2 separate regions of the Homo sapiens genome follow, and region 2 is linked to region 1. A link is a contact called in ENCODE Hi-C or POLR2A ChIA-PET data. All regions are on one chromosome and are shown on one strand. The core of a region is the stretch at or near the end of the contact, and the rest is flanking DNA. Distances in the headings are between cores, read along the strand shown.

Region 1 (3,371 bases), core at 577-3,076:
CAAGAGGCAGCTCCTTCCACCGCGGGGAGCATCAGTCCCAGCAGCATGGGTACCCTCCAAGGCCTCCCTCCCAGACCCCTCAACAGAGGAGAAAAGACAGAGAGGAGGCCCCAGAATGGGCAAGTGTCTGCAGGAGGATGCAGCCACAAGCTCCCAAACCTGCTGGACGAAGTGGGCAATCAGCAGCACGTGCAGAGGGCGGACACTCCCGTGGTCTCACGCAAGGGCTGAGCATGCAGTGTCGCTGCTGTCCCGGCCAGGCCTGGCACCCAAGGGTTTCTGGGGGCTTCCAGGGCCGGAAAGGGACCTGCGCTCTCCCACTCAGGGCGTGGCAGGGTTTCCGGGGGCTTCCAGGGCCGGACGTGATGGGGGAGCGCTGCAGGGGTTTGGGCTTCTCCATCTCGGCGAGGAGGGTGTGGACGCCCGCCCGGGAGAGCAAGCGCAGCCTCGCCACGCTGAACCAGGGGCTGCCCTCTCCCAAAATAACTCCAGGCCAGGCTCGGTGGCTCACACCTGTAATCCCAGCACTTTGGGAGGCCAAGGCAGGCGGATCACCTGAGGTCAGGAGTTCGAGACCAGCCTGGCCAACATGGTGAAACCCCATCTCTACTAAAAACACAAAAATTAGCCAGGTGTGGTGGCGGGCGCCTGTAATTCCAGCTACTCCAGAGGCTGAGATGTGAGAATCGCTTGAACCCGGGAGGTAGAGGTTGCAGTGAGCCAAGATTACACCACTGCAGTCCACCCTGGGCGACAGAGCGAGACTCTGTCTCAAAAAAAGAAAAAAAGTAACTCGAAAGTCACTCAAACTAAATGCTGTCAATTCACTTACGCCCCAGCCAGGCAACTGTGAAAAGGTGGGGAAGCAGGAGGGGGCGGGGCGGGGGCAGTGCTCTCTAAAAACCAGAGGAGTCACACTCAGCCCCTTCCTGGGTTCTCATCCCACATGAAAGAAGCAACAGGGATGCAGGGATGAGGCCTCACGGTGCTTTGGGCAAGAAGGACAGCCGGCCGAAGTCAGAATGAAGTTTGCACGCACAGATGTGCTGTTCTAACTTGGGATAAATGTGGATCTCGTGAATCCCGAGAGCCCTTGGCGCTCTGGCTTTGCTTTGGAAAACAGTGTCCCCTGCCAGACCACCCTGGGGAGGATGGGGGTCACCACAGGCCCCCAGGGATGTTTCCTTTCTGCTGCCCAAGTCCAGAGACCAAAGGCCCCGAACCTCCCCCTGAGGAGCCGGGGAGGCTGGACGACGAGAGGGACCCTCTGACTCCAGACACAGGACCCCACCTTGTGCAAGTCTGCAGCCCAGCTCCACACCTCACAGGGCAGCCCACGGGAGGTAGCTGTGCAGTGTTCATGCAGGAGGGTGTGGGTGAGTGGGGTTGTGACCCCTGCCGTGACGGTTTTCAGAGGCCTTGGGCCACCCGAGGGTGAGGCAGGGGGTCCACCTCCATGCACACCTCTTGGGGGACAGTTGCAGGGACCCCAGGGACCCGCTGACTCTGTGTCAGCACCAGGGTCCTCCAGGGGAGCCCAGTCTGGGGCTCTGACAGGCGTGTCCAGGGAGACAGGTGGACGCGGTCACACTGCACTCACAGCACACACACACACACGGCCGGGGCTCCAACAGGCGTGTCCGGGGAGACGGGCGGACGCGGTCACACTGCACTCAGCACACACATGGCTGGGGCTCTGCGCAGCCCAAGACTGGTGTGAGGAAGGAGGCGGTGGGTGGTGCTGCCCACCCATTGGCTCACAGGCCCAGCAGCACCGATGGAGAGGCCGCGATGCCACAAGTCAGACCCACCCCGTCCTCATGAGACTGACTGGCCCCCGAGCCCGGGGCATCTGAGAAACCTCCTGCGAATGGCTACAGAGGAAATTTTCAGGTGCGAGAGATCTGAAGAAAGTTCTGGAACCCGCGCCTGGACCGGTTTGGACCCTCAGTGGAAACACATCAAAGAGAAGGAAAACCAGCTGGGGAAGGATCCTGGCAGCGGTGGCTCAGGTCTGGGAGAAAGAGGCGCGGGCGAGGCAGTGCCTGAGCAATGGAAACCGACGGGCAGGAGGCGGGAAGGGGCTGCGCCACGGGCCTCCCAGGGTCCCCACGCCACTGCACACCTAGGACTGAGGGAGGGTCAGTGGGGGCCAAGGGCTGCCCCGGAAGGGAGCCGGTTTTCAGGAGCTTCCAAGCTGAAGGGCAGAAGCCACCAGGACCTGGCCCAGCGCTCTGGTCCAGGGTCAGGTCACACCTCTGACCAGGGATTGGAGGCTGCAAATTGGAGGCACCACTGGCCGAGTGCTCGCGAGTTCTCCACTGGTCAGGTGGGCCGCAGGGGCCTTGGGGGAGCGCCTTGGCACTGTGGGAGGTGACCACGCAGGCTCAGGCACGGCTGCCCTGGGGGTCATCCTCTGTGGGGCACCTTGGGGCAGGTGTCTGTATCCCGGGAACCCTCGCCCAGAGACCCACGGCTAACCCACAGCAGAGCTGCGCTCCAGGCGTGTTTACCTGCGCCACACACCTCCTCACCTGGCTCTCCGCCCTGCAGAGAGGGCCTCCCACTGCTCCCCAGCAGAGCCCTGAGCCTGCCTGTGCCCTGGGCCTGCCAACACCACCAGGGCCCACCACAGAGGCACAGGAAGCCTGGGTTTGCTCCTGAATTGCCGTGACTGCCACCTCCTCCACCTGAGAAGGTGTCCCTGTGTCACTGTGGATGGCGGACCGGGCACTGCGGGAGGTGGGGTGGCCTGCCAGGGTCCCGACATGAGGCCTCCTTAAGCCCTACCCTCCCCCCAGCACCAGTGCCCGGGACCCTCTGCAGGGACTGTTTCCACCAGGGCCCCGCAGCACTGCCCAGCACCCTGGCCCGGCTCCGTCTGCAGGACCTGCTGGCAGGACAGGCCCCTGTCTGTGCATCAGAATTCACTGGGAGGCAGCTGCTCCTACAGCCTCAGATTCCAAATCCAAATGCCCAACAGGAGGGCCCTGGGCGAGCAGCTGAGTGCGTCAGGCCTCTGCCCCCAGGACACTGCAGAACCCTGCTCCAAGAGGGTCTTAAACTGGCCAGTAAGGGCTCCAACTCAGAACCACGGAGTCTGCAGGACGGAACTGCCTCCACCCGGTATGGGCAATGCACTCAGGGAGAAAACCAAGCTATCCTCCAAACACTGGGGAGCTCTGGCCGGCCTCCTCTGTTAATATTTGACTCAAGCCTGAGGTACCTAATTCAGCATTAACTGGAGTCACTCAATGGCCATGAGCCCCTTGGTTCCGCAGTAACTCAGGTGGGGGTGGGGACAACCTGGGCTGACCCCGAGGAGGCTGGGATTCAAGAGAGGCCGACCTCCAGATCCACTCATATGACCC
Region 2 (2,925 bases), core at 58-2,557, 38 kb after region 1:
TTAGAGCCAGAGAATGCAGGGCTTCGGACAACAAAGACCTCTGGGGACAGGGCAGATGTCCCTGAGCCTGGATTCCTGCCTCTGACGTGACCTCCGACTTGGGATTCCCAAGACAAGGGTCAGTGTGGGATGATCCTTTTAAGGGAAGTGTCCCCCTTGGGGTCAGTGAAGTCGCTCCTGTGGTGGGGAGTGCTGTGGTGTAGATCAGGCTCGCCCAGCAGTCCCTCCAGTGGAGGCTGAGAGGCCTTCCCTCTTCTCCCAGGACCAGGGACAGTGTCCAGTGGACATGGAGAGAGCAGGAGGGGCGGGAGTGGCTTCCAGCTCCTGGCAGGGACCATGGCCAGCCCCATCCCCATCTCCAGCCTGGGCCTGGGCTGCTTGCCCATCGGTTGGGTTCATGAGGGCTCAGAGCCCCTGAAGTTTTCAAACACATCCTGATTCCCAAGAGCCGTGATTTGCTGTGTGACCTCGTTCTCCCGGCACATGAGAGGCATTAAAGTTCACGTCTTTCATTTCCTTTCATGCTCAGTTTGCCTCTGGTGAGCAGGGGCTGATTTTTGCTGTAGAACCTTCCAGCACAGACAGGGAGCCCATACACATGGGCTTGGAGCCCCATGAGGCTGCCATCACATGCCAGTCAGGGTTGTTAGTGTTGAGGTGAGAACACGCTTACGAACACACACATGAACACACACTCACATACTCCCACATTCACACACTCACGCACACACAAACGAGACACCAAAGCATGGCTCGTTCTGCCCCCGCCCAGACACCGTGTCAGGAAACTCACGTCTCATTGCTGTGACGCTGTGACGTCCACCAATGACCGTGGAGGTGCCCTGAGTATTGAATCTGGGTTAGGGTAAATGCTAGTAAGTAGGCAAATTTGCCCATGAATAATGAGGCTCGACTGTGTTTTACTTGAAGAAACACGTAGGAGCTAGAAGTAAATGGAACAGCATTCAGGAAGGCAACGCTGTTTTTCCTGAACTCACACAACATCAGGGTCCCAGGGTCCCCGCACCCCGGCTGCCAGGCCTGGCAGTTCTGGGCTGAGCAGTGCGTCTCTGAAGCGTCCCTGTGATGCGGCTTCTGCTGGTCTGGGTTCTACACTGAGAGAACCTGCTCTCATCGAATGGGTGCCTCAGGTCAGGCTCTGCAGAGAGCCAGCTGGGGACCTGCCTTGTGTGTGAGAGCTGCATGGAAGCTCCTGGCACAGCCCCGTGGCAGGAAGGGAGCGATGCAGGAAGCCCAGGGCCGTCTCTGCAGGCTGCAGCTTCTTCCAGGACAGCCTCTTCCTGCAAGTTTCAAAGTCAGTTTCTGTGCACATGAAACCGGAGTCAATGAGGCTGAGTTCCAGCACAACCAAGCTGCCCCCGTGAGGCTGCCTGATACCCAGATGTGTGTGTTTAAAAGAGACATAAGGCAAGATTTGTCACGGGATGAATCATCTTCCATGCTCCTAGGGGCAGCTAATTTTAAAGTAGCCAGGACTGTTTCAAGGTCACGGTGACCCTCGTGGGCTGTGTTATTGCAAAGTCAAACCGGAGAGAGCGTGAGAGCGTGTCCGGGACAGAGTGGATCTGTGGATGCTCCTGACTTTGAGAACGTGTCCGGGACAGAGTGGACCTGTGGATGCTCCTGACTTTTTGCACAGATGACGTCAATGTTTAGGCTTCCCTCCCGACGTTAGTGTCCACCTCAGCATCTTTCACTTGCAGAGCACGTAATGGAGCTGCAACCTAGAAACAAGGAGGTTGAGGTTCCTCGAGGTTCCAGTAAAAGTGCTCCTGAGAGCAGCTCAGGTGTGTATGTCCCCAGCCCTGGCTGGCCGGACACAGCCGGTGGGACAGGAGCCCGGCAGGTATGGGCCAGCTCAGGCCCAGCCGCTGCCTGCCTGGAAGCTGTGTGGCCTCCCCTGTCTGCCTGGGCTGGCCAGGAGCTCACATGGAAAGGGATGCACCTGACCCTGCAGTGCCGGTTCCCAGGGCAGTTGGGCGACACGCAGTGAGCTGCACCCTGGATTCCTCACATAGCTCAGGAGCCTCGGCGTGTGGCTCTGCAGAACCAGGGCCCCTGGAGCACACTTACCCGCAGTTTAAACTGCTCCTGCTGCTGGGGGGCTGGCCCTCTCCCACCCTGGGGTCGGCCGTCAGAGCCCTCCACAAGGAGGGAAGCAGGTACTGATGACATCTGGGGGAAAGATGGACTTTGGGGGTCGGCCCTCAGAGCCCTCCACAGGGAGGGAAGCAGGCACTGATGACATCTGGGGGAAAGATGGACTTTGGGGGTCGGCCGTCAGAGCCCTCCACAAGGAGGGAAGCAGGCACTGATGACATCTGGGGGAAAGATGGACTTTGGGGGTCGGCCCTCAGAGCCCTCCACAGGGAGGGAAGCAGGCACTGATGACATCTGGGGGAAAGATGCGGACATCTGGGGGAAATATCATGCAGAAAGTGGCATTCGTCTGCCTCGGAGTTGGCGTGGCTGGGTGGCGTGTTTCCCATGTCCCAGCCAGTGCGACTCAGCCCTCCCTCCGGCGAGGCACGCAGGCCTAGCACGCTGCCCGTGCGGCTCACGGAGAGGCAGCCACGTGTGGTGGAATCAGTCCACAGGCCTCTCGAGAGCCACGTCCACCAGCCTAGGACCCTCACTCGGCCTCAAGGCACTGCTAAAGGCCAAGGAGGGGTCAAGCCTGCTCTTCTGATCTAGACTGGCCTCCCCCGACCAGGAACACCTGCCTAAAAGCACCCCCTCACCAACAGGGAGGGCCCTGCCTGCGAGCGGCATGAAGTCAGGGTCTCCCCTGTTCCTCCCACACTTCTTCCCCACCCAGGCTCCCGCACTCCCTTGGGCAGGGGTGCTGGGCTGGGTGGATCTGCCCAGCTTCTGCCCTGCTCCACTCCCCCTCACTACCTCCCT

The links. Hi-C counts contacts between places; a loop is a spot of excess contacts on that map. ChIA-PET counts read pairs that join two places held with the same protein, here RNA polymerase II (POLR2A). Pooled maps may share reads with other maps.
Region 2: a map of IMR-90 shows a loop between it and region 1 (5-fold over the local background). The contact joins the enhancer-like site here to the promoter of COL18A1-AS1 in region 1. A Hi-C loop is called at or near these places in 37 of 168 maps with a recorded cell type or tissue (Caco-2, IMR-90, K562 and 17 more) and 24 of 50 pooled maps. POLR2A ChIA-PET finds 5 or more read pairs at or near these places in 3 of 52 experiments (A673, HepG2 and K562).

What each region holds. Positions count from the first base shown.
Region 1 is chr21:45,423,525-45,426,895 of GRCh38, reverse strand. COL18A1-AS1 (COL18A1 antisense RNA 1) reads left to right here and starts at 1,826. Exons shown (of 3, transcript NR_027498.1): 1 at 1,826-2,012. All of the region lies in intron 2 of COL18A1 (collagen type XVIII alpha 1 chain), which reads right to left. RefSeq lists a silencer at 1,939-2,148 and enhancers at 1,607-2,205, 2,206-2,803.
Region 2 is chr21:45,385,533-45,388,457 of GRCh38, reverse strand. No RefSeq gene overlaps it. Among named protein-coding and RNA genes, the nearest start is that of COL18A1, 18 kb to the left of the region's middle. RefSeq lists an enhancer at 1-48. Within about 2 kb of position 1,307, at least 13 of the 41 ENCODE cell types and tissues checked have a DNase peak (open chromatin) inside an H3K27ac peak, as active enhancers do; they include PC-3, adrenal gland, ovary and 1 more, where a contact is called at or near this core.